Linked DNA regions of Mus musculus: region 2 is linked to region 1. Evidence: chromatin loops called from intact Hi-C (ENCODE). Cell type or tissue: heart. All regions are shown on one strand. Each heading gives the region's core, and the rest is flanking DNA. Links, peaks and the distances in the headings are about the cores only. Region 1 has its middle 27 kb from the start of Odf1. Region 2 overlaps Gm35167 (a long non-coding RNA gene).

The links. Hi-C counts contacts between places; a loop is a spot of excess contacts. Peaks named below come from ENCODE experiments on the same cell type or tissue, not always from the same donor. Only the 100,000 strongest peaks of a DNase experiment are listed, where the experiment ranks them.
Region 2: it touches region 1 in a loop (2.3-fold over the local background); 3 of 42 quality-filtered maps call a loop at or near these places.

The regions. Positions count from the first base shown.
Region 1 is chr15:38,238,625-38,254,754 of GRCm38, reverse strand. It overlaps the pseudogene Gm5213 and the pseudogene Gm8705. Among named protein-coding and RNA genes, the nearest start is that of Odf1, 27 kb to the right of the region's middle. In heart, for the core only: CTCF peaks have their summits at 6,730, 7,262 and 7,462 (motif pointing left); DNase peaks (open chromatin) are centred at 6,734, 7,484 and 9,694; H3K4me3 peaks cover 411 bases; H3K27ac peaks cover 423 bases.
Region 2 is chr15:38,176,813-38,192,942 of GRCm38, reverse strand. Gm35167 (a long non-coding RNA gene) reads left to right here. Exons shown (of 3, transcript XR_383954.2): 2 at 6,133-6,443; 3 at 8,372-8,934. Among named protein-coding and RNA genes, the nearest start is that of Gm35167, 15 kb to the left of the region's middle. In heart, for the core only: no CTCF peak of the experiment used is centred there; DNase peaks (open chromatin) are centred at 6,212 and 7,652; H3K27ac peaks cover 2,283 bases; H3K27me3 peaks cover 3,517 bases.

The DNA.
Region 1 (16,130 bases), core at 4,289-12,288:
CTAAATGTATATTATTATAGTTATTATTTTTAAGTTATTATATTTATTATTATAATATTTATTACATTTATTATATTATATTTATTATTTTGTAGTTTATTATAATAAATAATCACAGCACATATTATATCATAATATATGATAGTATATTTATTATTTGCATAAACAAGACCATGAATTTGAAAGTGGTAGTACATGAAAAATTTTGGAAGGAGGAAAGATGATGTAATTATAATCTCAAAAGGTTTTTTAAAATTGGAAGTTAAAAACAAAACAAAACAATCAAACAAAAACCCACATGCACAGTGGCCACATCAGTAGTCCTACCTGAGAGATGGCACTCACTGAGCCCAGAAGTTCTGGACTAGTTTAGAGAACACAGGGGAAATGCCACAGTCCCTGGAGAGGGGTCCCTTGGCAGAGCTGTAGGAAAGATGCTGGCCAGAGCCAGAAGTAGGCAGGGTGTCTGTTTTCAAAGCATCAGGGCAGTGCCAAGGGAGGAGGGGAATCAGCGTTTAAGAGGCTAGACTGCCTGAGGTCTGTCAGTGGTTACTCAGCGAGGTCAGGAGAGGTCAGCACCAAGTCACTCGGGCCCCACTGAGGTTACCCTCATCAGGAGGAGCGTGTGTACTGCGGCCCGAACATAACAGTGATTTCAGCCACTCTTCTTTATTCTTCCTGAAAGGCCGTTTGTGCTCCCCCTCCCCAGTGGACTCTGAGGCTTCCTCTGGGGATATCCCTCATTTTTCTCCGGTGCCACCACTACCTCTCCACCGTTTCTAGGATGGGGCAATCTTTCTCTTGTTCGGTCAGACTCAACAGCGGTCCATAATGCTGCGACAGAATGGTGCTGTGCCAGCTTCAGGCTCCAGCCTCCAGGCTCCAGGCTGCTCCAGGCTCCTCCAGGCTCCTCCAGGCTCCTCCAGGCTCCAGACTGTGGATTCATTCCTGAAACGCAGCCCTTTCCTGGCTGATAAGGGTAACAATGACTGGATGTCTGAGCCAGTAACTTCAGTACCACCCCAGTAAGTTGGGTCCTGCCCAAAGACTGGGGGGGGGGGGGGGACTGGGGAGGGGGGAGCGGGGATTAGTCACTTTCAGCCTGTAGAAACCGCCTTAGGTGGGACCTGGAGCTGTAAAGGGAGAAGGGACCATATCTCTACTTCGGAGCATTTCTGAAAATTCCCTGACATCTGACTCTCTCCTTGCCCTTCTGTCATATTCCTATCGCCCAATGCAGAGTAGGCATATTTATTCTCCGGTGTGTGAGTGCTTGTGAAACAGGCATGTGTGCGTGCTCAGAGAGAACAGGTTTTATCAAGCATCTCCTCTGTCCCCCTCCACCTCATGTTCTGAGCAGGGTCCCTCACTGAACCTACAGCTCTCGGTTACAGCCAGGCTGACTACAGTGTGTGTGTGTGTGTGTGTGTGTGTGTGTGTGTGTGTGTGTGTGTCACCTCAAAGGCTTTACATACAGATCATCTCCAGGTTCATGCGCTCCTGTGAGCTGTCTGAGCTGTTGCCCCAGCTCCAGAAAACTATTTCTTCTTCTTCTTCTTCTTCTTCTTCTTCTTCTTCTTCTTCTTCTTCTTCTTCTTCTTCTTCTTCTTCTTCTTCTTCTTCTTCTTCTTCTTCTTCTTCTTCTTCTTCTTCTTCTTCTTCTTCTTCTTTTTCTTCTTCTTCTTCTTCTTCTTCTTCTTCTTCTCCTTCTCCTCCTCCTCCTCCTCCTCCTCCTCCTCCTCCTTCTCCTTCTCTTCCTCCTCCTCTTTCTCCTTCTCCTCCTCCTCCTCTTCCCCTTCTCCTTCTGTTCCTCCTCCTCCTTCTATTTCTTCAAGACAGAGTCGTATTGTGTATCCCTGAGTGGCTTGGAACTCACTCTATACACGAGGATGGCCTCAAACTCAGAGACCTTCCTCTGCCTCCTGAGTGCTAGGATTTTTGCATGTGCCACCAGTCCAACCCAGAGTATTTACCTTTTGGTTTATGTTGTAGGATATTTGATCACATTGAACCCTAAAAACTAGAAAAAATATTTTCTTGTTGTGGTGTGGCTCAGCCCTAGAACACACCTTTAACCCAAGAGCTTTCTGTAAACAGGATTAAATAAATAGACATCCATCGATCAAGAGGCAGAGCAAGCAACCAGTTGACAGGGAGTGAACATAGGAAAACCCAGGAAGAAGAAAGGAGGGTCTTCGAGTTGAAGGGTATTTAAGACAGCATGGAGAAGGACAAAGGCTTTTTCCTTCTGGGACATCAGTGGAGGGGGAAGGTGAGCTGGGTGCTTTCTATGCCTCTCTGAGCCAGCAGGCTTTCACCCCAGTGTTTGGCTCCTGAGTCATCATTTGGTAAATTGAACATTTGGGCTTTTTGTTTGTTTGTTTGTTTTTGTTTTTTCAAGACAGGGTTTCTCTGTATAGCCCTGGCTATCCTGGAACTCACTTTGTAGAGCAGGCTGGCCTTGAACTCAGAAATCTTCCTGCCTCTGCCTCCCGAGTGCTGGGGGCTTTTGGTTTGAATAAAACAAAAAACAAACAAAACAAAACAAAAAACCCAGCAAGCACATAGTGTCACATCCACAACTATATCCCGAATAGATGATTTCCTTAACAAATAAAGAATCATTATACAGCAATAAGGAAACGACCTAAAACACTCAGGAGGTAAGGAGGGGCTCGGAAGCTCTAGGCCATCCTGTAGCCCCTGCCTGAAAATAAAAGCAGACAACAGAAATGACAATGTGCTGTTGCCCTGGTTCTTTCCATTGCTGTGCTAAGACACGATGGCCAAAAGCAACAGGGGAAGAAAGGGTTTATTTCAGCTCTGTGTTAGTTAGGGTTTCCACTGCTGTGAGCAGACACGATGCCCAAGGCAACTCTTATAAAGGCAAACATTTAACTGGGGCTGGCTTTCAGGTTCAGAAGTTCAGTCTATCATCATAGCAGGAAGCATGCCAGCATGCAGGCAGACATGATGCTGGGTAGCTGAGAGTTCTACATCTTGATCCAAAGGCAGTGGGAGGAGCCTCTCTTTCAACACTGGGCAGAGCCTTAGCATAGGAGCAGCATCCAAAGCCCGCCTATACAGTGACACAATTCCTCCAGCAAGGCTACAACTATTCCAACAAGGCTACACCTCCTAGTAGTGACACGTCCCATGGACCAAACATATTCAAACCACTACAAGCTTACAGGTAGGACTCCATCACTGAAGGAAGTCAGGAAAGGAACTCAAGCAGGGACTTGGAGGCAGGCTTGCTTGCTATTCCACACGCATTACTTCCCTCCTGAGAGGTACAGTAGGAATCATAGGTGCTGCTTATGAGCTGGCTCACAGAACAGCTAGAGTTCTTTGCATTATCCCAAATCAGTGCTGGCCACAATAGGCTGGGCCCCCCTCCATTAATGAACAATCAAGATGCTCCCCCACCCCTCACACCTGTCCTCCCCCCCACACCTGTCCTCCCCCCGCCCCTCACACCTGTCCTTCCCCCTTCACACCTGTCCTTCCCCCCCCTGCCCCTCACACCTGCCCTCCCCCCCCACACCTGTCCTCCCCCCACCCTGCCCCTCACACCTGCCCTCCCCCACACACACCTGTCCTCCCCCCGCCCTGCCCCTCACACCTGTCCTCCCCCCCCCCGCCCCACACACCTGCCCCCCCACCCCCACCCCCGCCCCTCACACCTGTCCATAAACCAATTTGATCTGGGTGATTCTGCGATTGAGACTCCCTTCTTGGGTGTCTCTAGGCTGTGTCAAGTTTATAGTTAAAGTTGAGTAGGGCAGATATCAATCCTTCCATATCTGGGACCAGTGAAACAGCTCAGTGGATAAAAGTTTATCACCAAACCTGTCGACCAGAGTTCAATTCCTAGGACCTACGTGGCAGGAGAGACCAATTTCCCACAAATTGTTTTCTGACCTCCACATGCATGCTCTTATACAAATCCACATACATAAACAAACATGTACATAAAATAGATAAATAAATAAATAAATAAATAAATAAATAAATGTAAAATTAAAACCACCCACAATCTTCAAATTGACAAAGACCCTAAATTTGGTTATACCAAATGTAAAGTCCAGAGGCATACATTTTTTTCATACTAGGATGGAAATGAAAACCACTTTTTATAGAGGGTACTTTGGTAAGTCTCAAAACCTAAATTTCATACACTGTTGATTTAGCAGAGACATTTAGAATTTTATCCTATAGATAGATTTATGTAAAAAAAAATAAGAAAATTACAAGTAACTGCACATCCGTGATGGAGGCTTGGCTAGTTCCTGTGTGATCACATCCACTGGTCAGGCCAGAGATTGACTTTCTTCATTTTAATATGGAAAGCGCATGCTAATGTGAAAGGATATGCTAATGAGAAGATATGCTAATATAAAGAATATGCTAATATAAAATGATATGCTAATATGATCACATATGCTAATATGAAAGCAAAGGCTAATGAGAAGCTATGCTAATATGAAAGATATGCTAGTGCAAAATGATATGCTAATGTGAACACATACGCTAATATGAAATGATATGCTAATGTGAAATGATGTGCTACTATGAAAGCATATGCCAATATGAGAGCATATGCTAATATGAAAAGCATATGTTAATGTGAAGATGGGGGCAGTGACTTTGACTGCATTGGACCATTTCCCTGTAACTGGTGACTTTTTGGAGAGAGGACAGGCCCTTGTGCTGTAGCCCAGACTGTCCTGAAACTCATTATTTAGCACAGGGTGGCCTCAGACTCCCTAAAACCCTCCTACCTCAGCCTCAAAAATACTGAGATTCCAAGTGTGAGCCTCCGTGCTCAGCTGACATTCAGAATTGTAAACTGTGCCCCACACCTTCCCTAGTCTTGTACCGTCCCTCAGATTAAGTCGGGATTTTTCTTTCCTCCACACTCTTCCCATCTGTGCTATTGTTCATGTTGTTCAGAGTTCATACTGAACTAAATTGAGTGACACCTCCTCCAGGAAGCCCTCACTGGCTCTCCAGATGAAAGTGAGTTTTCATCCTGTAAACTCTCAAGTACTTTAATCATTTGATGGAAATCTTTGGGGAGGGTTCTGAAGAGAAGAAAAGAAATTGATATTTACTGTGAGACTACTTTGTATCTGGCGTAACAAGGCTTTCTTCCAAGCTTCTTCATCTAGTTTTCTAAGCATTTATGATTCCACCATAAAGCATTCCTTGAGAGTAGGATTCAGAGGTGGTATTCCGTGTAGTTCTTCAAAGGCATGGCCTAGCTCAGTTCATCCAAGGAAATGATTGATGAGCCTCTCTGACACATAAGGATTTATGCGTGGTGCTGGCCGGAGCAAGGCAAGCAGGACAGGGTCTTAGCTCTCCAGGCATGACCTCAAAACTCTCAGTGGACATAATAAAAAGGTGAGAAGAGAAGGCTTACTGGAGGACGGATAATGAGTGTGTATCTGATTAGGTGTGGTTTGATGCCTACCTACAAGATAAAATTATACACAGTACTGATTTGCATCTTATCTAAGGCAGTAGCCTTTCCCATGTGCCATGCCAGAGTTACAAAGGCCTCCCATTCAGTGTCTTTCTAGAATTGTACCGCTCGGTGCTGCAAACAACAGATACACATGCACTTCTAAATAAGAAAGAGACAATTAAATAAAAACAAATTTCTTCCTTCCTTCCTTCCTTCTTTCTGTTCTTCTTTTCTTCCAAGATAAGGTCTTCCTATGTAGCCAAGATTGACCTCTGGCTCACCTTGTAAACTTAGCTGGCCTTGAACTTATGATCCTCATGTCTCAGTGTCTTACGTGCCGTCACTTAGCTGCAGTAGTCAACAATAGCAAAAAGTAGGCACTGGAAAGTCTCCAGAGCTGGGAGAGGTTTATGGTCACCGCATACGGCAACTACGTTGGATGGCACAGACTGGGGTGGCTTCATAGGAATGGTCCTGATTGACGTGTCTGAATGCTTGACAATAAACGAGGGGTACTGTTAGGAGGTGTGGCCTTGTTGGCAGAAGTGTGTCTCTGTGGAGGCAGGCTTTGAGGTCATATATACTCAAGCTACATCCAGTGTGGGCCACAATGCCCTTTTGATACCTGTGGATCAAGATGTAGAACTCTCGGCTCTTCCCAAGCATCATACCTGCCTGGACGCTGCCGTGCTGCCCACCAAGACGATAAGGAACTAAATCTCTGAAACTGTAAACCAGCCCCAAACACATTTTTCTTTGGAAGAGTTGCCTTGGTCATGGTGTCTCTTCACAGCAGTAAGACCCTAAGACACAGATTGTTTCTGTCACTGTAACAAATTCCATTTCATGGTGGCCTTCAAAATAAGCATGGTGGCTCACACATCTAATATGAATACTCTGGAGGCTGAGGCAGGAGAATCACTGGGAGTTCCTAGCTTACTTGGACTACAAAGAACAAAACAAAAGCAACCAAGCAAAATACACTAACTACAGTTGTTGTAGCCGTTTCCATGAGAAGTATGTAGGGGGTGGCCTGTGGAAGGATTTAGATAGCTGGGGACAATATTCCTTCTGCTCTCAACGGGACCCATCCCTCTCTTGCACAGTGACCTCCTTCCCTAACCAAGGCCTCCTGGGTTCTTTCTTGAACCAGAGGTTGGGGTGCAGATAACCTGCCTGCTGTCTGTCCCCGGGTGTTGCAGCACACCTCCCGTTCGCCAGCGTGGTGCCTGGCCCGAAGGAGACCTGGGCTCACCGCTAGGGGGTGATGGAGCCCTCCTTTAAATTCTAAATAAAGCCAGAGAGGCTGAGAGCTCCCAGGTCTCTCTTTGCTCCATCCCCCACAGCGTCAAAAACAACACAAGAAACATTCAAGAAGGAAAGCAAACCATGCAGACAGCATTGCCTCTCCAGATAGCAGGGTTTGCACCCATTTCCAGGTAGGGTGAACCAAAAAACCAAAAAAATCAAAGCAGAACTCCCACCGCAAAGGTGAGAAATGGCGCCTCTGTTATAGTCTGTTCTGCATTACTCTGCATTAAAATACTCCTCTAATAATGGGCCCGCTATTCTCTAGGAGGCATTTGACAAAACAAAACAAAAACCTGCGGCCTTTTCTAACTCCACTTGACAGTCTCTTTTTTATTGTATTTGTCACATGCTTTAAGGTCTAAATTAAGAAATAGAAATGCAGTCACGGGGGCTGGTGAGATGGCTCAGTGGGTAGGAGCACCCGACTGCTCCTCCAAAGGTCCAGAGTTCAAATCCCAGCAACCACATGGTGGCTCACAACCACCCGTAACGAGATCTGACCCCCTCTTCTGGAGTGTCTGAAGACAGCTACAGTGTACTTACATATAATAAATAAATAAATAAATCTAAAAAAAAAAAAAAAAAAAAAGAAATGCAGTCACTGGCTTACTTCTTGACAATTAGCATGGCTTCCTGCTCTCGGAAGCCCTCTGCGTTCCCGCACAGTGGTGCCCCCTAGTGGCGGAGCCACTGCCTGCGCTATGACAGCTCCTTTACCCCTTTGGCAATGCTTTATCGGAATCAAAAATGTCCCCATTTTCCTTGGATCTCTCAGATCTTTCCGTTCACTGCTCGATGCATTCGGTTTATCTCGTCTTCAAAAACTAAAATATTCCGTGTGTCTTCATATCGAGCCAGGAATGGTGGTGGTTCATTTAAAAAAAATCAAAAAACAAAACAAACAAAAAAACTCGCCGGGCCGTGCTGGCGCACCCTTTTAATCCCAGCACTTGGGAGGCAGAGGCAGGCGGATTTCTGAGTTCGAGGCCAGCCTGGTCTACAGAGTGAGTTCCAGGACAGCCAGGACTACACAGAGAAACCCTGTCTCGAAAAAAATAAAATAAAATAAAATAAAAAAACAAAAAACTCTTCCTGTCTCTATGAGGGCCTGCCTGGACACAGGCAATCCGAGTCCTGTCTTACCTTTCCCCTCGCACCTCTCTGTCTTATACCACACTCTGCTTCTATGTGCAGGGAGAAGGTGATGATGGGTGATAGGTGGGCAGAAAAGGCCTTGCTTGAATCCTATGGTTCTGGCTTGCTTGGCAGACACACTACCTAACCCCTCTGGCCCCTGGTAGAAAGGAGGCACTCTCAGGCACTCTTGCCTGTTGGAAATGGGGCTGTTTGAAAGCAGCGCCATTCTCCTACAGTGCAGGCCCTCAGAGCATTCCCTGAAAGCTTCCTTGGCCTGCTGATGTGCTGACAAGGGAGTGTTTCAGATTGCCACTAGCCACTTCTACCAGAGTCCTCCTTGCATGAGGGCTATGGGCAGACGTGGTTCCTTGGTCTTTCAGCCACATGTGTGTCACCGCTCCAGCTTGAAACAAACAAACAAACAAAAAACAACAACAATGTCCTGGGGAATTCAGGTCCTTTTGCTTGAGTGGCAAATGCTTCATTGACTATGCCCCACCCTCTCAGAGTTTTACCAAGTTCTCTTCTGCTAGTCCCCCGCTTTATCCTAGGCTGTTGCTTACAGTCTTAGTTTTGTGTGATTATGAAATGAATTATACCTCACCCCATCTCACATATTCAAATCCAAACTCCTAATATTTCAAAATATAACTGGTTTTGAAGATAAGCTCTACCCCCACCCCACCCCTGCTCTTTGAGACAAGATCTCATGTAGCCCAGGTTGTCCTGGAATTCCCTGCCAAGCTGAGCCTGGCCTTGAATTATTTATTATTTTTTATTTAAAAAGTGTTTATTATTTTATGTATGTGGATGTTTTGCCTGCATACATTTCTGTGTAGCACCTATGTGTAATGGTCTGGGAGGCCAGAAGAAGGCACGAGATAACCTGGGACCAGAATTACAGAAAAGTAATTCATGTACTTTTAGCCTCTGCTTCTGTCCCAGACTCCCTCCCAAAACTAATGTCAAGTTGTCTTGTGGACTGCGGTCATCTAGAAATCCTCCTGAAGAGAATCTACTCCCAAGCTCACTCTGTGGCTGTCATTGGTGGCCCCTACTGATGGGTGGGTAGAGGTGATGTCAATTCCTCACCATTGAGTGTCTCCATGGGGCAATTCTTGGTGGGGTGGCTGACTTCACAGTGAGCAAGGAACGGATGGGCTCAGTGGAACACAGCCTTTAAAATTTTTATTCCTTATTTATTTTATGAGATGAGTATGGACTTGTGCATGCTGGGAAAATACTACCGAGCTACAGAACCAACCACAGCCCAATCTTCTTATAACCCAGCCATGACATTTGGGGTATTCCATTCAGTAGAGGCAAATCAAGAGGCTCAGCCTACACACGAGGGGAGGGAACTGCACACACACACCCATGCCCGTTCGTGCACACACAACTTTTAGACAACTCTGATCCCTGGGTGCTGGCCAGAGGGGCTCCCCAGCAGAGCAGTCTAGCATCCTTCTTAGGGGCTCCTTAGCTTGCTTAGCGCTAAGCTTAGTTTTGACATCTTCAATCAAAACAGAGGATTAAGAAGGAGCCTGTAACATTCCATTGCACTAGCAAGAGAGAAGAAAGAGTGTGGGCTCACAGCTTGACAGATTTGGCAGGGAAAAGATAACAGGATGTCTCAATGGCTCTGTTTTCCAGTGAACCAGGAATTGTGGTTGCTAGCTAGAATTGAGTCATCGAGGGTGTGGCAAAGATTGCAAACTGAAACACAAAGCCACATTTCCTGGGGTTCCTTTTCCAGTTTATAGAGTGGCCCGGCCAGGAACTACATTTCCCAGAATTCCTCAAACCTGGGGCACCACGTGAGTAGTTCTTGCCAATAGGGTAGGGGAGAAGCAAACCAAGGCATTTCCTAGGCAGGGAGCCTAGCAAGAGGCTTCTCTTTCTGAGCATAAAGCATTTCGAGACTCCAGGAAGGAGTCACAAGATTAAAAGGCACCTGGACCACAGAAAGACAACAATTAGGAAGACCTGCTCTGGGTTTGTGCATGAGCAAGGAACACGAATTATTTCTCAAGCCACTGAAAATATAGTTTGATGACGGCAACAGGTAGGGGTTACCATAACAATCCGACCTCATGGGCTCGAAACTTGACAAATAGCACACGACTGTCAATGAGTGGACACAGGGCAGCTGGTAGTGGGCCCGGCCTGAAGAGTCTCCCTGACCTTGGCAGGACACTGGATGGTGGTGACCCATTATATAGTTCCATTGCCCGGGTTGGGCAGAGCTGCCTAACTGTGACCCCAGAATCTTAATACGACCCCAAGAGAAAGGTACCCTGAAAATGGCTGAAATCGTTCTTACTGCCACACTCTCACAACTGGGTTTGAAATAAATGACTGTGGCTCGGTAGGAATGCCGACAGCAGCATTTATTTGTACTTGTTGAAGATTACGCTAGTCTCCAACTCTCCACCCTGACAAGTCAATAGGATGTTAGTCTCAGAATTAAGGGTGCTGCGAGTTTCTTCCTGCTGTGAACATCGGGGGTGGGGGTGGGGTGGGGGTGGGGGTGGGGTGGGGGTGGGGGGGACTGGCCTCTGCCTCCCGGCCACCTCCCTCACTCCATGGCCCTGAAGCAGTAATCTGCGATCCTGCCTCAGCCCAAGAAACCCATACTGGCTGCTGCCCCGAAGCTGAAGGACAAGTCGGCCTCTCCCGGCCTGCCAAAAGGAGAAAAGGAACAGCAAGAAGCAACTGAACGTATTGATGAAGTACAAAATAAAATAGACAGACTTAATGAACAAGCCAGCGAGGGAATGTTGAAAGTAGAACAAAAATATAACAAACTCCGCCAACCATTTTTTCAGAAGAGGTCAGAATGGATCTCCAAAATCTCAAATTTTTGGTAACAACATTCGTCAACCATCCACAAGTGTCTGCACCGCTTGGGGAGGAGGACGAGGAGGAGGACGAGGAGGAGGACGAGGAGGAGGACGAGGAGGAGGACGAGGAGGAGGACGAGGAGGAGGACGAGGAGGCTCTGCATTATTTGACCAGAGTTGAAGTGACAGAATTTGAAGACATTAAATCAGGTTACAGAATAGATTTTTATTTTGATGAAAATCCTTACTCTGAAAACAAGGTTCTCTCCAAAGAATTTCATCTGAATGACTTTGTCCGTCTTCAAAGTCCACCGAAATCAAATGGCAATCTGGAAAGGATTTGACAAAGCGCTCAAGTCGAATGCAGCGTAAGGCCAGCAGGAAGAGGCAGCACGAAGAGCCAGAGAGCTGCTTTACCTGGTTTACTGACCATCCTGACGCAGGTGCTGACGAGCTAGCAGAGGTCATCAAAGATGACATTTGGCCAAATCCCTTGCAGGACTATTTGGTTCCTAATAGGGATGATGAAGAAGGAGAGGCAGGTGATGATGATGAGAGGAAGGGTTGGAAGATATCGATGAAGGAGTTGAGGATGAAGGTGAAGATGATGAGGGTGAAGGGGAGGAGAGGATGACTAGCACTGATGGACTCCAACCTTCCTTTTTCTTTTTATTTATTTTTAAAATTTTCTCCAGTCCCTAGGAGCAAGTTACAGCTCTTTTCTCCCTGCCCCTCTATGGTCAGTCACCCTGTTTTTGAGGTCTCAACATCATGATTCTCAACTAATTTTGGGGAAAATATCTTGAGCAAAATACAACAGGAGAAGAATCTAAAAAAAAAAAAAAAAAAAAAAAAGAGTGCAGCCTCCTGTCCTCTATGTCTTATGTTTCAAATGCAAGCAGGCCTGACTTGTGATCAGGACAGACGGGCAGACCGACCACCTGAAGGAGCCAACACGGTTCTTCACTCTGCTTTATTTTAGGTCAATGCTAAGAATCTGTCCAGTTCCTGACTACTTGGGAAACCTACCACTTTAGGACAAACACACACACACACACACACATACACACACACACACCCCTCCTGCCCAGTCTGAGCATTGGTCAGAGAGCATCCCACATCTTTTGGAATAACAAAGGATGGTAAAGCAACCTTGGTAAACAGCTTCTACTCTAGCAGCATAAGGCTCTTTTGGAACAAAGGGTGAGAGCAAGTGACCTGTTCCAGGGGTAATAAACAGCCGTGTGGGTAGCAAAGACCAGCAAGCCTGTTTGGTTACTGTTACCTGTGAAGATCTTGCCACGCAATGAAGTTTATTCTCTATCTTCCTCATGCCTTGACCTCATCACACAGAAACTGAGAGGAGTTTAGTCCAACTTTCTGAAGAGTGCTAGAGAAACTGTAACACCTGTCCTGTTTACTCTCCACCCCACCCCCAACTCCACCCCCACTTACTTCTTATCCTCTCACCAGATAAGAGATGTCTCTAGTTTCCAGACAGTTGGCAGAGCTGAGAGTTATAGCATCTACACCACCCCACCGCACCCCCACCCCCACTGGCTGACACTTTTACACTGAGGCCACATGCAGAGTTATGGAGGTGACAGAGGATGAGGAACTTCCTGACAGATACGGGTCCTGCCCAGCATCCTCACTCAGCCTTGCCTGCCTCCCAGGCTCCACTCTGAATGCCCTGCTCATGCATGTCACACCTGCATCTAGGTCTGATCTGCTCTCTATTCCATGTCTCCTAAAAGTAACATAAATGATAGCTAACTGCTTGCTCCCTGTATGTAAACACCAGATAAGAAATGTTTCTTTTTTTTGTACAATTTATTTTGGCCGGTCGTAAACACATCAGTGTAACCAATGATAACGTCCATGATCTTTCTTCCTCCACTTCCAAAGTTCTGTGGTTCCGGCTTGAGCTGCCACACCTGGTTTATGCTATGCTGGGGTTGAACTCTGAGCAGGTTAGGGAAACTCTACCAACTGAGCTACACCCTGACCTTGTTATAAGAATATCTTAGGAAATGATAACTCAGCCAGGCGGTGGTGGAGCACACACCTTTATTCACAGCACTCGAGAGGCAGAGGCAGGTGGATCTCTGTGAGTTCAAGACCAGCCTGGTCTTGAATATCAGGTAATAGAGGACTACAACGAGAAATGCTGTCTCCAAAACCCAACTCAACCCAACCCAACCCAAAAAGAAAACCCAACAAAAACAAAATAACAATGAACTCTTATGGGGTATGGTACCACCATGCCCAGGTGAGAAGGTTGGTTAATATCTGTCAGTGATAGGCCTGAGGCACTGGCTCTCAGCCTTGATGTGTCACCTTCTGAGGATTTAAAAACATCTGAGTTCCCAACCTGAGTGATGCATGTTTTTGGCTGGAGAGTTGGCTCAGTTGTTAAGAGCACTGGCTGTTCTTGCAGAGGACCCAGGTTCAGTTCCCAGTACCCACATGGGGGGTCGTAACCATAATACCAGGTAACCAGACACCCTCTTCTGACCTCTGCAGGCACCAGGCACGAATGTGGTTTGTATACACATAATTAGGCAAAACACTTATACACATAGAGAAACACATCTTTCCTTTTGGTGAAGCCACCAGAACTGCGTGGCTCAGATTTCTGGAATGTGATGCCCAGGACTTTTGCAGTGCCTGGCTCCTTACTTTACGGATTATATTCCACCCCCCTTCTCCCCCCCACCCCCCGAGACAGGGTTTCTCTGTGTAGCCCTGGCTGTCCTGGAACTCACTTTGTAGACCAGGCTGGCCTGGAACTCAGAAATCCTCTGCCTCTGCCTCCTGAGTGCTGGGATTAAAGGCATGTGCCACCATGCCCAGCTTCTCTCTCTTTTGTCCTCATCTTCACTCTTAGTCCTCCGCTGTGGGGAGCTCCATGGATTTGATACATATCTGAGATATGCATTGATCCTTTTTCCTTTCTTCTTCTCCTCTTGGTCCCAAGCCTGGGAAACCTAAACCCCACCTATGTCTCTTCTCCCCAGCTATTGGCTGCTGGCGTCTTTATTTACCAATCAGAATTAACTGGGGGCAGGGTCCCTCAGTGTCCTACATATGGACTCTCTCATCTTTGGGGCAAACAATTTTGGGGGACCCAAATTAGCATTGGAATACAAGCCGCATTAGGCCAACCTACTACACAAGCCTGTTAGTGTTCCACAATGCTCTCCATCATGAGAATCACAGGCAAACCCTCTGAAACGATAAGCAACCTCCTAACTAAATGTTTTCTTCTAAAGGGCGTCTTGATCACGGTCTCTCTTCACAGCAGTAGAACAGTGACTGAGACAGTCACCATTCCTGGTTTTAGGCTGGGGAGCTAACCCAGGCAGAGAGACATGCTGGGAAAGCACTGTTCCTTGTTTCTTACCCCTTTCTCCCTCATGTTTGCTTAAGCTTCCTTCATTGTGGGTGAATAATTCTCTTCTGGTCATCTAATGTCACTTCCCACTCTAGTAACAATGCTGCCCCTGGGCCTGCAGCTCTGCCCAGCTGTGATGCTTGTGCAGTGAGCACCCAGTCTCATGAGACCCCAGGCGGGGTGGGGCAGGGGACGACTGGTTATAGCAGTCCTTGGTTGTTCAGGACACAGAATCAGTGTTATAGATCGTGTCCTTCAAGAGGTGTATGATATTTAAAATTTTTCACAGACTTCGCAGTGGGACTGGCCCCTGCCTAGCTGAAATCTGAAGTTCTCTTAAAGTGGAAATTTCTGACTTCTTTGAAGACTTGGTTGTGTTCTGTGATATTTTTCTGGAAATTGTCTTATGAAAGGTTGTTTTGCTGAGGCAGACACTTGAGAGGGTGTGTGATGTTTGGAAAGGGTGTAAGTAGGACCGAACAGACAGTGAATAACGCCCTTGCATTGGTTCACCTTGAAACCCTTTGCTGGTCTTCACTGATCTTCGCTTGTAGTGACTTTGTAGAGACAGACATGCCGAAGAACTTCTCATGGTATTCTGGCTGCTTCTTCCACTTCCGCAGATTCGTGCTGATTCTGAGTTGCCGCTGCTACTGATTTGTGTTTGGCATTTGCTGATTGGACTGGACTGCCTCAACTGATTCATGGTCGATGTCTTGGACTGGACTGTGGATATCCTGACAATGAAGCTTAATATTGCCCCAAAGAACTACTTCTAAACAGGTCCACATCCCCTTGTCCTATTAACCATCTTTCTCTCCTACAGTCGGAGGGCTGGAAGGAGGTTTGAAGTGTTTAAGAACCCCTATTAAAGTAGGTTGTGAAAGATCTAAGCCTACAGTCTCTGATTGCTTCTACCTCACACAGATCTCCCTTCTAAGGCTCAGAGCTGCTAAAGAAGAAATGAGGTCCTATTGCAAGAAATATTAAATATGAGTCTTTTCTATCTAGTACTGTAAAACTTGTATTTAGGAAAAATAATTCAAACCTATTTATCTCCCCACCTAGTAAGATTTCCATGCAAATGTGTTAGCCCATCCCATCCTAGTAAAACTTTGGTTTATACAAAGGCCGCGTCTGTACTCCTGGAATTTGATAGCCTAAGACAGACTCTTCCTGCTTCATCTCTATCTTGTCAGACAGGCCGGCTGAATTTGATTGTGAGATTGGACCCCAGCCAGTGGGGAAAAGATACAGCTACCACCTAAGTTAGAATAAAAACCAAGTGTGCTTCCAATCTTCCAAGCATACCCTCTGGATCAAGAGTAAAGTTTGCCTTGTCTAAGGCATTTCCACTGGAGTGGTGGTCTTTTCTCTTTTCAGTTTTGAATGTATTTGCTTTACTGTGACTGTGTCTTAAATGATGCCTTGTATTCATTTTCTGTTGTTACTGTTACAAAATGCCACAAACTTAGCTTAAAATGACACTAATCATTTTCTTCTATTTCCAGACATTAGGAGTTCTAAATCAATAAGCCCACAGGCCTGGGTTCCTTTGCAGATTCTTGGTGGTGGGGTGCATTTTCTTGCTTTTACCGGATGCTAGACTCCACCTCTGGTTGGCGAAACTTTGGCTGGTATTGCTTCAATCTCTGCTTGTTGTCACATCCCTGCCTCTAAATGTGACCCTTCATCTCCCTTCCTTTAAGGGAGTAGCTCTACTCGAATCATCCCCGGTAGCCCTGTCTTTTATTTATTTTTTTTTCTTTTCTGTCTCAAAAAGCTTTATTTTAACTTGGTCCAAGACTTGAGAGAGGCTCCAGAGCGGTTACAAAGCTGTCTAGTGGCTTGAGAGATTCATTCAGGTGGAGGTCCCAAGGCGGGCTGGTGCAGAGCAGAGTGGGGAGCCCCTTGGAAGGCACAGAGGCCTCCTAGTCGTGCTTGAGAGTGAGGCGCTCAGAGAGATACT
Region 2 (16,130 bases), core at 3,620-11,619, 61 kb after region 1:
GATCCTCAAAGCATTACAATTACATAGTTTCCCTGAAGCCACATAGCTGGTACGTGGTAGAGCTGAGGTTCAAAATTCAAGAATCTGAGTCCTGAAACCACATTGTCTCTGAAACTCCAAAACACACATGCACGCTCTTGAGCTCTGGGTGAGACTTCAGCACAGTGGAGGCTATGATAGCACACACTTGTGCACAGCGTGGCCCTGACTCATTTCCTCCATTGGCAAGAGTTTATTGAGCACATACTTTATTCTTCTATGTCTTTCCTGGAACATGGTCAAATAGGAACATCACAGTTCCACTCTTTAAAAAAAGAATCCATGTCTGTGCACATGCAGTCCCTTCATATTAAATACAACACAGAAATTAAAAAAAAATGGGGCTGGAGAGATGGCTCACTGGTAAAGAGCACTTGTTGCTCTTACAGAGGATCAGGGTTTGGTTCCCAGATCCCATATGATGGCTATGCCTAGTTCCAGTTCCAACAGATCAGACACCAGATTCTGAGCTTTGTGGGCACCGGGCATAGTCCACATACACGTGCAGGGAAATGTTCACACATATAAACTAAAAATAAGAGAAAATCTTCCATACCCTTTAAACCCACTGGTACTATGTGGTACATCTGACTGCTATGATAAGGCAGCCTGACAAACACTGAGGTGAGCTTGTAATTCCAGGTGACAGTCGGTCATACTAGGGAAGCCAAGGCAGGCATTCAGTGCTTGCCTCAAGGTCTTATCTATACAAAGCCTGCACAAAAGTAAGGCTGTGACAAAGTAGTCATACAACAGATCATATCGCTGCTTACATTTGGGTGTCCTGGTCATTTTGTGCTGACTAGTAGGCTATCCTGTACATCCAATGTCAATGTCATAGCCCATGCTAGATATCTATATAAAACACGTTGTTCTAACCATAAACAATAACATCACAGCTATAGTTTGCTGAACAGCCTTTAGGTCCACACTCTGTTAAGCGCCAGGTAGAAAATATCAGAGCTTCGTTGACTAAAGGTAAAGCTGAGTTTATTCTGTACATGCTTATAAGACAAAAAAATATATCCCCACAAAATTTATGCTGACAAAATTCCAGATGTAATTAGCATAATATAAAAATTACTTTTTGTCTACTAATAGGAAAAATAAAATTCTTGGAGAGGAAAGCTAACTGGCTCAGTCAGTACCTTCCATCACCAAAATCTATGCCACATTAGCCATTTCTTTTTTTAAATCTTTTTTTTTCATTTGTTTACTTTTATTTTATGTGCATTGGTGTTTTCCTTGTACGTGTGTATATGTGAGAGTCTCAGATCTTGGAGTTACAGACAGTTGTGAGATACCATATGGGTGATAGGATTTGAACCCAAGGCCTCTCTGGAAGAGCAGTCAGTGCCCCCAACCACTGAGCCATCTCTCCAGCCTGAATTAGCCATTTCTTAGTAATGACCTGCGATGAAAGTCTATGTACTTTGTCTCTGAAAATGCCTCTTCACACTAAAGGGCACAGTGAAAGTGAGCACAAAGTGGGCCTCTGTATCCATGGTTTCTGCATCTATGGATTCAACCAAACAAAGATCAGAAACATTTTAGAGGTTGGGGATGTATTTTGGTGATGAGGCGATTACCTACAAAGAAGTACGAGGCTTCAGGTTTCTCTGTATAGCCCTGGTTGTCCTGGAACTTGCTCTATAGACCAGGCTGGCTCTATAGGCCAGAGATCCCCATGCCTCTGCCTTCCAAGTGCTGGGATTAAAGGTGTGCGCCACCACTGCCCAGTGAATCTATAGTTTTATAAGTGCTGTGGGGGGAAGGGTGCAAGGCTGGAGAGATGGCTCTGCTGTTCAGAGCACTGGCTATATCTCTAAAGAGCTAGGATTTGGTTTCCAGAATCCAAATGGCAGCTCACAACTGTCTGCCAACTCCAGTTCCAAGGGATCCAACACCCTCTTCTGGCTTCTGAAGAAAAGTAAGAAAAAAATTTGACCATACTGAACATGTACAGATTTCTTTTTTCTTGTCAGTATTCCAAATGACACGATGTAGCAACAATTGACATAACATTCATATTGCCTTGGATAGAATGAGCAATCCAGATGATTTAAAGTATATGGGGTATGTACATGGGTTACACACAAACGCCCTGCGGGATGTGTGTGTGTGGTGTGTGTGTGTGTGTGTGTGTGTGCTTTGTTGTTGTTGTTGTTGTTTTTTCAAGGCAGGGTTTCTCTGGCTGTCCTGGAACTCACTTTGTAGACCAGGCTGACCTCGAACTCAGAAATCTGCCTGTCTCTGCCTCCGAAGTGCTGGGATTAAAGGAGTGTGCCACCACTGCCCGGTGTGTGTGTGTTCTTTAGCATGTACATTTGTGCTCATGTATGTGAAGGCCAGAGGGAGGAAGTCATATGACTTCTCTTGGCCTTCCTTATTATTATTTTTTTTGAAATAAGTTCTCTGAACTAAAAGCTGTCCAGACAGCACAGAGGGTCTACCTGTCTCTATATCCCCAACACTGGGTGCTGGGGGTCCAAGCTCAAGTCTTCATGTTTGGATGGCAAGAACTTTACCTATAGAGCCACTGATGTGCCATCTTTATCCAGGACTTGTGCATCCTTGGATTTGACTACTTCAGTGATCTTGGAACAGCTATCCCTTAAACTGCCTAAGGTTTTTTTTTTTTGTTTGTTTTGTTTTTTTTAAATGGAATCTCTGACTTATTGATTGCGGGGGCAGAAGTACCAGAGGCCCAGATTGTAACTGGCATCTGAAGTTGAGGTGTCCTGTGGCACTGAGGACTTAGCCTCTGGGCTCTGACTTTATGTACAGGCAGCAGTGTCAGAACCAAACTCAGTAAAGTAACAATGACTGTCACCCTGGTACTGGGGCTGTAGCTCCATGCTGCAGTACTTGCTGACCATCACCCCGGTACTGGGGCTGTAGCACCATGCTACAGTACTTGCTGACCATCACCCCGGTACTGGGGCTGTAGCTCCATGCTGCAGTTCTTGCTGATCATGTACAAGGCTTTGGTTTCAATTGTCAGCACCAAGAAAAGGCAGAGTCATACTTTCTAACTTCAGGTCAAGAAATGCAATGATTCATGCTGACAACTTGCGTTTGAAAAATTCAAAGTATTTTATAGGAAGAAGAGACAAATGCAGTCTTATTCAGGCTTAGCATAAATATTAATTCACTAGAAAAGCCATAACTCTAGCTTTGATTAAGAAGATACACTTTAAGGTCCAGAAGGCAATTCTAAAATAGACAACTCCTGCCATTATAGTCTTTCTGGAACTGGCATCTGTGGCAGTTACTTTTTTGTTGCTATGGTAAAACTTCATGATCAAAGGCAACTTAATGCGTAGTTTATTTTGGCTTATGGTTCCAGAGGCTAGCTATCCGTAAGGGTGTGAAGGCATGGAGGCAGGCAGCTGGAGCAGGAAGTGACTGATTACATTTCAACTACAAACAAAAGGCAGAGCTTGAGTTAGACATGGGGAGAGGCTACCCACTCTGAAAGCCTGTTCTCATCGACATACTTGCCGCCACAAGACTTTCATCCTAAAGTTTCACAGCCTCCCAAGCAGCACCACCAACTAGAGACCAGATGTTCTAATACATGGGTCTATGGGGAATGTTTCTCATTCCAACCTCCAGAGCATCTTTCTAAACGATAGATGAAGATGAATAGACAGGACCACTATTCTAGACGCCTGTGTATCAAAACAGCAAGAACTACCTAGAAGAAAAGTATAAATCTACTGTGGTGGTTTGACTAGGAATGGCCCCCAGAGACTCATGTGTGTGAGTGAATGTTAGGCCCCTAGGAATGACACTACTAGGAGGTGTGGCCTCATTGGAGTGGGTGTAGCCTTGTTGGATGAAGTGTGTCACTAGAGGGTAGCATTAAGGTCTCCTGTGCTCAAGCTATGCCCAGTCTGGGACACAGTCTCTTCTGCTACCTGCAGCTCAAGATGTAAAACTCTCAGCTGCTTCTCTAGCACCATGTCTGCCTACATTTCACCGCCTTTCTGCCATGATGATGAACGAACTAAACCTCTGAAATTGTGAGCCAGCCCCAATTCAACATTTTCCTTTATAAGGGTTGCTGTTGTTGCCCTGTTTCTTCACAGCAAGAAAACCCTAACTAAGAAAATTTTGGGACAACAGAGCAAAAGTGATATTTTTTTACATTTTTACAAAGTAAAAATGTTCCAGGAATCAAACAGAAAACAAGCCTCCCAGAGAGGACCGCAAGCTCCAGAAGGAACAACTATACAGATACAAAGTATTAGACTCTTGGCAGTAAGAGCAGCCAATGGAGATAATGGACTATTGTGGGCATAGAGGCATGCTGAGGCACTGTTTCCCGTCTCTAGCTGGTTTCCTTATGTCCAGCCTACACCTTCACACCCCTCCCTTTGTTGACGCTCTTTGCTCTCTCAGCTTTGCTGTACTACATGTTTCTGTCAGGCCCTCATCAGTGACAGCAGCGTGTAGCAAACCAGAGATCTGCTTACAGATTTTATACACAAACTCATACAGAAGGTAGAACTTAAAAAAACCAAATTACCCAAACAAGATACCTGTCAAGCAAATTATTGCAGTTTGGCTGATGTTATTAAAACATATTAGTCCTTCTTGCAATGGGCAAAGAGACACCTTGGTGCTGGTGGTGTTCATATATCTGTCAGTCATGGGCAGAGCAGATGCCAGGCCTTTGATCATCCCAGTTTGATGCCTGGCATGGTGGCCAAAGTTGTCTTATGCCTAGGACACCCAAAAATCAAAGCAAAGCAAATGCAGACAGCAGAGTGAGAGAGGAGGAAGACAGAGACCTGCGGACCACCATGCCACTCACAGACCTGCCCTCCAGTGCACAGCTCAGGCCGGCCATAGATACCTGCTTGCTACCACGCCACACAGCATGGGTGGAGAATGTAGGGACTCACCAGCTGTGTGGCCAGCCTGCAGCAGGAGCCATCACAATGTGCATAGTCAGATGGAAAACAGAAGTGGAGCAGTTTGAGCACTGTGAATAAAGATGGAACTGGAGACTCAAGGGTGGAGTGTGTGAGCAGCCAGCCCTGCCACCTGGGGCTATGGTGAGGTCTCAGCCTGAGCTGCTGCTGAGGGCTTGAGCTGGTGGCTACGCGGTGGCAGGGGTCGGTGGTCGATGCCCATGGCTTATATTACCACGAGAGAACATGGGGGGTTGGGGCAGCTGCTGGAGACCATGCGGATGTCTAGAGGCTGTGCAGGACTGGCCTTGCCCCTCACTGGATGGCACTCTGAAGAGCAGGCCTCATCTCTTACTGGCAGCAGCACTTGGGAGAGCAAAGCTCTGTTCTCACCCAGGCAAAACAGTGGAGCTGGCCCTTTTGGTGGGGGTGGGAGGTGGGGATGGGAGGGTTGGGGTGTGTGAGCAGGCTCAGGGTGTGAGTGTGGATTTTACTAAATTGCCCAGGCTGGCCTGAAACCCTCTATTAGTGAGGGCAGCACCCATGGAGTCTGTATAGGACACATGCAAACACCAAATTCTCAGCACAAAGGAGATGTATTATCCTAGTGGGTAGGTGGGCAACACAGGCAGCAAGAACAAGCACTTTTTGTAGGAAAAGGGTTTTGAAGGAAAAAGAGGGGAGTCTGTGCTAGGAGAAGCTGGTAAATTCTGATTGGACATGTTAGCCAAATAATGAATCTTAACTGTTGGACCTGGGTGTTTAGTCTCAGGAAAGAGTCAGTGGCCAAATTAGAGAATGAACCTTGGGGGCCAGCTGTTGGCCACACTTGAGTCTGTTAGAGCCCTTCACTCTCAGCACAGCTCAGGGTCCTTAGTGTCTGGGACAGCAGGCATAAATCATCTTCACACATCTCTTTAAACATGTTTTTTTTCCTTCCACAATGCACAAAATGTACATGTTACAGATAACACACATGTACATAGAGCCATGCTTGTATTTCTCACTCCCAGATGTCAGTTGAGGTCATCAGCCCTTTTGGACTTAAATAAAGTGGGTGGTCTCCTTAGTCTAGGTTTTTTTTTAGAGAACAGCACAGTGTCAGGCAGATGGAGTATTCAAGCTCACCCTCAGCTGAAAAGAGGTTTGTCTTTCTTCTTCCCTGTCCCAGGTCAAAAGCAGGATGCAGCCATTTCCCCAAACCACTGCATGGGGTGTGGAGCACATTCAAGCTGGTTCCTTTCTCTCAAGGCTCAGAGCCAGAAGAGACTGCTCTCACAGGCTTGGTCTCAGGCGGGCAGAAGCGACCTCCTCCTACTTCCATTCCCTCCCTCCGGTATCTTTCACTCAGGACATCACAATCCAAGAAGTCTTGATGACTCTGACAGATGTCTGGTCTGACCAGAAGAGAAACTGGGAATAATCATGCTTGCTACTTGCTACCTATGCCATTTTGAGAGGAAAGAGGGACATCTGAGCCATGTGAGTAAGTACATGGGTTCCCTCCCTCCCTCCCTCTCTACCTCTCTCCCTCCCTCTCTCCTTTCCTCCCTCCCTCTCTCCTTTCCTCCCTCCCTCTCTCCTTTCCTCCCTCTCTCCCTCCCTCCCTCCCTCCCTCCCTCCCTCCCTCCCTCCCTCCCTTCCTTCCTTCTTCCTTGCCTGGCTTTATCTAGCATGTGAGTGAAGACTGAGGGCTTCACTCACATGCTAGATAAAGTACTCACTGCAGAACTATACCCCAGCTCTGTTATTTTTATCTTGTGACAAAGGGTCTGGCTGAGTGGTCCAGCCTGACCTTGAACTCTCCATGCTCCTGCCTTGGCTTCTATATAGTGATTACAAGTGCTCTCATCTCTATGTCACTCACATGTGTGTCACCACACTTTGCTCTTAGTTTGGTCTAAAGTCACACATTTAACTCTCTGGGGCAGAGGACAGGCTCAGCAGTTAAGAGTGCTACTGCTCTTCCCCAGGGCCACAGATAGGTGCCCAGTACCTGGGTCAGAGAGGTTACAATCACCTATAACTCCAGCTCCTGTGGGTGCTAGTACACACGTGACACACAGACACATAAATGAAAATAGTCAGACTGTGGTGGCACCCAGGAACAGAGGCAGGTGGATCTCTGAATTTGAGCCTGCCTGATCTACATAGCAATATCCAAGCAAATTAAATTAAATTTAGTTTAAAAATACTTTTTAAAAGTTCTGGTTTCTCTTGAAACCAGACATGACATATATCAGAGTTAGAATAGCAGTGATCCCCCCCCCACCCTTTTCTTGTGCCTTTTCAAGTTTTCCAGTCTTTATCTGTTGCATGTTTGTTATTTTGTAACTGGGGAAAAAATGCATTCTTTTCCTCCAAGAAAGGCAAGGCTCATGAGAATGATCTGGGTTAGGAGAATGTGGTCCCTTGTGCTCTGGGAGTTGATTAAACCTCCCCGAGCAGGCAGAGTTCCTGGGCGCTTTGGGGAATGGGTGGACTTCAAGGATTAAGGATTCCCTGATGTTTACATCTCAGAGAACCATGAGCATTCAATGCTCTTTGGTCTTGCCATTTCAGCGGCTCCACAAAGAAAGAAACAATGAAATTCAAGCCTGTGACTCCATCCTTCCAACGGAGCAATTGTACGCAATGATTCCATGCCCAGATTTTAAGAGGCCCGCCTGCTTCCTGCTCCTATTTGCTTTGTGAATGTCGTTTCAGTGGCTGCTCTGGGCTGCTTCAGGCTGGGCGGTCTCTTCAGTGGAGGGCAGGGCAAAACTGTTTTTCGTGTTAGCTTGACTTCTATTTTCTAGCTTTCTCCTTTCAAGAGGGTTGGTTTCTCCTGACCCAATTAAATGAGTTCTGGTATTTGTGTGAAGCCACACACTAAATGAAATGATTCGAACTTGTTTTTCTTTCTCTGGCAGAAATCTGAAACTACTTCTTTGTCCTAATTTTGTTTTAGCGTCTGATCTTTTCTCTAGTGGGCACTCAGTGGCTTCATTTGCAACTACTCAAAGTTGGTTCTTTGCTTTAAAAACAGACTGGAGCAAGATTGTTCCCCCTTCTCCCCCTCCTTCCTTCCCTTCTCCCTTCCCTCCCTCCCTCCCTGTCCCTCCATCCCTCCCCGTCATCCTCTCTATTCTCTCACCTCTCCTCTCCTTTCTCTCCTCCTAACTCTTCTCTTTAGACAGTTTCATATAGCCCAGGCTAGCCTCATACTTCCTACATAGCAAAGGATGCTCTTGAATTTGAGTCCTGATTCTCACCCAGTGCTGAGATTTCAGTCCTGCACCACCATGCCCAGCTATGTTCTTGTGTAAAGTTGGGATAAGAACAAATATATTTGTTTTGTAGCAATGCTGTAGAGAATGACCACTAATTTGGCACATAGTACAATGCAAATTTATTTTCTCTTCTTTTAGAAATTACAGAACAGACGTGTCAGCAAAGCCATATTCCCTCCAAAAGCTCTGGAAAGAATCCTTGCAGCTGCTAAGTAAAAATCGGAGGCCAGTGTTGGGATCAAGCCACACCAAGACTCAACAGAGAAGGCTGAAGTCCAACTGGAGTCTTTCGTGTCCATGCTGAAGCTGTTGGACTAGCACTAAACTAGGAACCCCTGCTCACATGGATACTCTCGGGCCTGAGCGGAGACATAACATTCTGATGGGGCAGTCAGTCGCCTGGACATCAGGAGTTTGCAGATGGGGGATTTGGTGGCAAAGCAAGGGGTATATCCTTTCCCGTTCTTTCAGATGCTGGCCAGAACTTAAATGAACTATTTCTGGTATTTTGGGCTTTCTTACTTTCCCTAAAGCCTCTCTCTCTGCTCATCCATCAAGTGTCTGACCATCTCTGAGTTGACTTCAACAGGGTGTTTCCCCCCTGCTCTCCTCCTCCAGGTAGCAGCTGGGATTTACAGCTTGCCTGCTCTGAGGAATTTTCTTTAAACACTAATAAAATTATCCTCAAGTTTCCATTTGAATCCATCCTTAAGTTCTCTTATTGATGAGACTAAGAACTCCCAAGAAGGCACCTGGATTTCCACTTTACCAAACTTAAGCTGTGTATTAGACTTCCATGCGTTAGAAAGAATATTCTTGGCATCATACAAATAAATCCCCAAAGTGAAAGTAGCCTGCTCTGTTAGTCAGAGCTCTGTAGAGTAACAGAACTTAGAGAATGAATCGATAGGAGAGAAATGGACTTATTATTAGAAGGATTTGCTAGCTGTGGTCCAATTAATCCAACACTGGCTGCCTATGAATGGGAAGGAGGTCCAAGAATCCAATAGTTGTTCAATTCATGAGGCTGGACGTCTCAGCTGGTCAGGATATGCCAGAATTCTCAAGTGGTCGGCTCTAACGCCGGTGAAGGAATGCACTCGCTATCGAGGCAAGAGTAGCAGGCAAAGAGAGCTTCCTTCTTCCCTGTCCTTACAGAGTCTGCCCATAGAAGGCATGGTCCAGGTTAAAGAGGGATCTTCCCACCTTAAAGATTGTGATTGGAAGTAGATGGTCATATGGCAGATGACTTACTTGAGGGGAAAAAAAAAGCCCTTCCAGGTATACACAGCCGTGGGTTTTAGTTACTTTCAGGTATATCTAGTTGGTAGCTGTCACACCTGCTGAAGAGCTTCTGTTTATAAAGTCATCTCGCTGTAATGCCAGCTGGCCGAGCAAACACACTGGGGTTGGAATTTCACCTGGGTTTTAGTCTCATGCAGGTTGTGGCTGTGTTTTTTCCCCATTGGTTAGGGCCTGACCTCACAGTCTTTTTGAGACTGGCTCGTGTCACCAGATGGGGAAGAGGAAAAGATTTTCTTAAGCGTCTTTACAAGGTTGTAGAGATTTATAGAAAACAAGTTCTTGGTGAGTTAACTACGTTTGATAGAAAGCATTTTTCTCACAGTAGCATATATGACAACTCTGTAGAGATCCATACACATAGGGTTCAAGCAGGAAGGATCACCACGGAAATCTCCACAGAAATCACCACCATCCAATGGGTTCCTAAGCTTCCTGCTTGGGAGTGGATGGGTGGGGGATGGGGGTGGGGGGATGGCTTGCCCCAGGGTGGGAGAGAGAAGTCAGGGACTTCTTATCTGCTATCCATCACTTCTGCTATCCATCACTTCTGCTATACTTCATTTGTTAGAATTGTGTTATAAGTACAGCCACAATAAAGGGAGGGAAACCAGGAACCAGTCTTTGTAGCTTGGCTTTAATAGGTAGCCCGGATTGGCTAAACCTTAGGAATCCTCCTGCTTCAGCCTCTTCGATGCTGAGATTACAGGCATGTTCCCTGTTGCATGAAATATAAAAATGGGCCAGCAGGCTTCCCACACTATTGCTGGCACCTCTCTTCCCTGGTGTGGTCCAGCCACATCTGCCTCTAGACTAGCCTCAGCAAGTCTTCCCAGCTCCAGTCCGCTGCCTCAGTGCCACAGGTATCCTCTCAGCCACATTCCCCCTGTGGTCAGCAGTCCCACCTTCCAGTAACCCAGTAAAACAAAACTCTAGAAACGTATAATTAATTTGTCAGATTTACGTATCAATAAAGTCTCAATTCACAAGATGCCCATACAATAATTTCAGAGCCAATTGATAATGATAAAAGCTGCCCACCTAGATTAGACAAGTTATCCCAATTATTCTATCCTTTGTGATATCATAGCTACCTGGGGCTATTTAAAGCCACACTGGTTCTGAATCATCTGTCTGTCCGCCTCCATCTTGGCTCCTCTTCCCTCCTCCCTCCCCTCTTCCTCTGCAACTCTTAGCTCCGCCTCCCTTTCCCTGTCCAATCACAGGTTTCCCGCTGTACTAATATTTTAATGTAATTGGACAGGGAAAATCCAGCCACACTCCCTAACACCTGTTAGGAGCCACATGTAAATGGAGACGCAGCAAGGAATGATGGGACATGTTTTTAAATGACTGTGCTACTCCACCAGTGAAGTGGGTAGCTTTAGTCTAAGAATTTGATTGGGTTCTTAAGCCAAGCTATCTTGTGTTGTGTAAAGGAAGGCCTGGGGCTGAATTGAGGGGCAAGGCCTGAGGGTAGGAAGAAAATGAAGGGGAATTTTGGGTGAAAGAAAAGAGAAGTGAGAAGAGGGGGAACCCTGCCCATACTAGGTGTCAAAGGCTTGAAAAAGCCTCTCACATGATAAATATTTGGTGCTGTGACCTTTAGGATATGACTGATCCAAAGCTAGCTCCTCTCCCACAGACACCTCATGTGAACAAGACTTTCAATGGTCGTTACATGGACAGAGCCATGGAGCTGGGTTAATGGAGTGCTAAGCAGCAGCCACGCTCAGGGCAGCATGCATTCCTGAACCTACCTAATGCTACCACCACAGTCAGTGCTGCTGCCTTGAAGAAACACCATGGCCATGCCAGTTGATAAAAGGAAGCATCCTAGCACTCGGGAGGCAGAGGCAGGTGGATTTCTGAGTTCAAGGCCAGCCTGGTCTACAAAGTGAGTTCCAGGGCAGCCAGGGCTATACAGAGAAACCCTGTCTTGAAAAACAAAACAAAACAAAACAAAACAAAACAAAACAAAACAGAAGCATCTTCATGGCAGGAGCATGGCAGCACGCAGGCAGGTGGGTAGCTGAAGGGTAGCTGAGATCTGTAGACAGCAGAAAGAGGGAGCCACTGGGCCTGGCTCGGGATTTTAAAAACCCCAAAGCCAACCCCAATGACACAGCCAGTCCTCCTAAAGCTGGTCACCAAGCATTCAAGTCTGTGAGCCTGTGGAATCCATTCTCATTCAGACCACAGCACTATCAAAGGAGACTCAAGGGCTGCTGCAGTCCTCAGAGATCTGAAAAGGCAATGCTGTTTCTGGGGCCGGGGAAGGAAGGCGACCTTTACAACTGAGCAGCCAGTGGCTGTTCCTGAGCACAGGTCCCAAGGGAGCTTCGCTGGGTAGGCAAGATCTGGCTCGCCATTCTCCCGAAGTCCCTGGGATGGGATGAGTCGTTCTTAATCAGGTTTTGCTCCTGACTGCCTTTGGAGGATTCACTGTTTTGCAACAAAATCCTAAAGTGTTTTTTGCAGGATTTCTTTACTGTTTCAAGTCACATGACTTTATTTTCTGTCATAAAGGGTGGGTAGAGAGGAGTACTTGTGGACTTCTGGCTGAATTAAGTTGGAAAATTACATTTGATGTCATTCAGCTTTGAGCATACTGTCAGAGTAAGTATGCCCACTCTGCTCTGTGGAGCTGCTGGTCTCTCTGGAGAAACATGAAAAGGCTCTCTAGTCCCATTCAGAAAGATCTTGAGAGGGAAAAAATTTCTCCCAGCATTTTCATATTTCCCAAACACCATCAACAACAAGGTCCGGTTGAGCACAGCAGCATATGGCTGGGACCATAGCCTTTGAGAAACGGAGACAGGCTCATCAGGACTTTGATGTAGGTTATGCGTAGTGAACTCAAGGTGACCTTGAACCATGCGAGGAGACTTTGTCTCAAAAAGAACAGCAACAAACTTCCTTAACAAGAAAAGGAGCAAGAGAAAGTTCCTGAAGCAGAGAGTGTCTTAGAGCCCAGGATTAGCAGAAGCAAGAACAAACTGGAGATTGTCACCTGCATTTACTCACAGACAAGAAGACAGGGACAGAGAGCCGGAGCAATAAGGAATGATCTGGTAAAGGTTCCTTATGGTCAGGTTTGCTGTGGGGATGAAGCAGATGGAACTGGTCTGTTTGAGAAATTTGTCTCTTGTCTCCTCAATGCTGACTTCTCAGAAGGTCAGATAAAAAGCTCAGCTCCAGCTTGGTGACACTTGGTGACACTTAGTGACTATAACCCCATTTTGATTTTCAGCCCTGTCTTTGAGGTTTGGAACAGGAGCTGAGTCTAAAACAATTGTCTCATGTAACTTTTATGTAACAGTGTAACCTCCTATACCTGGCATGCTCTGAGTCTAGCACACATTTGTTGATTTGACCATTATTAACACTGGGAGAGTAGAATTGAATCCTGGGAAATTCTTAAAAGACAAACTATTTTTAGAAGTCAAAATCAAGTCCCTGATCAAATGGAGCTGTGTTTCTGTTTTCCCTTTAAATTCAGATTGGGATTTGGAGGGTTAGAGAGGGCAGGTCCTGTGTGGGTTTGGGGGAGAGATGTGAGGGAAGGTGTCTGGTGTCTGGTATATTGGTCCATGCTTTACAAACTCTTTGAGGCTGGTTCTTTTAAACACTCTGTGGTCTGTTTTCAAAAGCTTCACTTCCAAATGTCATTGAAAGATATCCAAAGGGCAGGAGATTTCAAAGGATCCACTGCGTGGCACTTTCCTTTTGACACTAAATTAGAGACCTTCCCACGTTGTTCTCTACTCCTGTGATCTGTACAGTTTGTGTCCCAAAATACATGTTGAGTTTTATGAGCAGAAAAGCTATCTGGCACCTCAACTTCTCTGGTGCTGCTCCTCGGCCTCCATCCTCCAGATAGGTGCTCCTCCTCAGCCTCCATCCTCCAGATAGGTGCTCCTCCTCCTCGGCCTCTGCCCTTCAGATCGGCCCACTCCAAGGCTTTCCTCAGGTTCTTCTGGCTGTTTCTCCACTTGTCAGGAGAGGTAGGATGTGAGCTGGAGATGGTGCAAGCTGGTGTCTGAACTGGCCTGAGGGTTTCTTAGTGTAGATCTCTACACAGGTGAAGCAGGAGTTGTTGGTTTTGTCGCAGAAAAGGAATTTCAGGGTAAGCCAGTTTGAGTTTGAGTATATTGAGAAGAGATTTTGACATTGATTTAAGCGTGGGCCTTCATAGAGAGAGAAGTTTAGAAAAAGGGAAGTATACAACCAAACATGAGAGCCCTCTTAAGTGTCTTAGCCATGGATGCTGTTAATCACATTGAAGTTATACCTCAAAAGAGTGCCTGAGGGGCTTTGCTTCTGAAGGGTGGAGGTCTCTTTTTGGGAAATGAGATCATCAGATAGTTCTTGATGATGTGGATGGAGTTAAATCTGATAAGGTAACACGGGTCACTCACACTGCTCTAGAGTAGAGGTTCTCAACTTTCCTAATGCTGTGATGCTTTAATACAGTTCTTATGTTATGACAACCCCCAGTCATAAAATTATTTCATTGCTACTTCATAACTGTAATTTTAGTTACTGTTGTGAGTTTTAATATAAATATCTGTGTTTTCTGATGGTATTGGATGACCCCTGTGAAAGAGGGGTGTCATTTGAGCCCCACATCGGTCATGACCCACAGGTTGAGAACCACTGTTCTCATCCTTTACTATAAATGGAGTTCACAGTCACGCCCGTGAGGTGTCAGAACATTGCACGTTTATGGCTGGCAAAGGAATAGGACTCAAAAGCTTAGAAGAAGATTCATTGATATTTGTGTATTCTTGTTTGAAATCGCTCCATACAAAAGGAATATTATCCCTACACCAAAACCTTCACAGCAAATGCTAATTTGCTCAAATTCTTGACTTGCGACTGTGGAGAGATTTTAGACTGCAGAGCAAAGAGGCTCTTTCCCCTTCCTGAGCTCCTTCGTTCCCCTGTCTTCCTGTCCTGGCTCACCCACATGCAGCTCCCTAGACCGAGGAAATGCCAGGAGAAGCCTTCTTGCTCCCTGCAATCCCCACCCCCACCCCGAGAAAATCATCTAAAATGTCCGTTCCTTTGCTCTAAGGCTTCTCCACGCTCCCAGGAAGCCTGAGCACCAGGCCTGACCTGCTGGACTTCTGCTTCTGGAGAGTAATTCAGTTCAGGGCTCAGCTTGCTGTGTGGATAACCCAGGTGTGTGCTAGTTCATCCTGCAGTCCTAGCACTCAGGAGCCGAGGCAGGAGGATCAGAAGTTCAAGGTCATTTTAACTACATAGTGAGGTTGAGGCGATCGTGAAATGCTCACGTGAGACTCTGTCTCCAGTGTGTGTGTGTGTGTGTGTGTGTGTGTGTGTGTATGAAACTGAACTGAAAGCCAAATGCCAGACTGAGCCATTTTCTTCTTTTCTATGAATTCACACTGATCCTCCTTTGTGTGTAGAGCAGACTTGGTGTTTGCTAAGATTCAGGAAGATAGAGACATTTGCATGGAAGAAAAAGCAGGTGATTTCAAAGTGAACACTGCTGTTCTCTAGAGGTTTCTTGTTCATATTTTGGAGACATCCCTTAGCCACTTCAGCTGCCCTGTGCTGGTTATGCAACCTCCTCCAATCTTCCTTCCTTCTCACTTCCTGCTTCTCTTTCCTCAGGAGAAAAACCAAGTTATACAAAGCTCACCAGTATCATCCCTAACACACACACACGCACACGCACTCGCACACGCACACGCGTGCGCACAGAAGGCAAGCGAGCAGAGCCGTGCCAGCAGCCAGAAGAACTCAAATACCAGGAATCTCAGGGATGAGACCTGCAGGAGTGGGGCTGTTCTCTGCCCGGTTCTGTACCTGCTCTGCAACACTTAGCCACGCCAACCCACTGAGAGGACCTTGGGCAGTCAGTCAGTAAGCAAACACCCGGAGTCCTTCCCTATGCAAATAGGGCATCCTAATACGTTAAACTGAGCCAATGGGAACCACTACCCCTAAATCCCACCCCTCCCCTCATTGTTTACATAGGCCTTGTCCACATGGAATAAAGCTCTCAAGTTATTTCACAAGCATCGAGCATCGCTGAGAGCGGCATCGAGCATCGCTGAGAGTGGCTGTTTTACTGAGCTGTAACACTTGGGGAAGAGTTTTCTCTCCTCAAGGATTCCTTGCTGGACCTTGGACCTTACCCTCCTGCTTCACCCTGCCTCTGCCATCTCTGCTCCTGCTGGGGTCACTGTCACAGTAGCTGACAGAGACCCAGGACCTCGGCTACCTGCCCCATGCTGGCTGCACAAACCTGGATTCCTTTCTAAGAACTGTAACACTTCTGGTTTTCCAAACCAGACCAGATCCTTGCGGAACCTTTTTGCCCCATCTCTGCTTAGCCCTTCAGGAGGACAGCAGACCACACACACACACACACACACACACACACACACACACACACAAATTCCTCTCACTTTCCTTTTTTTCCTTTTTGTATTCAAGAACCATATGAGGTTTGGAAGTTACCATTTTTAAGAATAATTCCTTAAACACTGAAATTCTAGACCAGACCAACCTTGACCTTATCTACCCCTTACTTATTAACATAACATGTTAGAGGGGATCC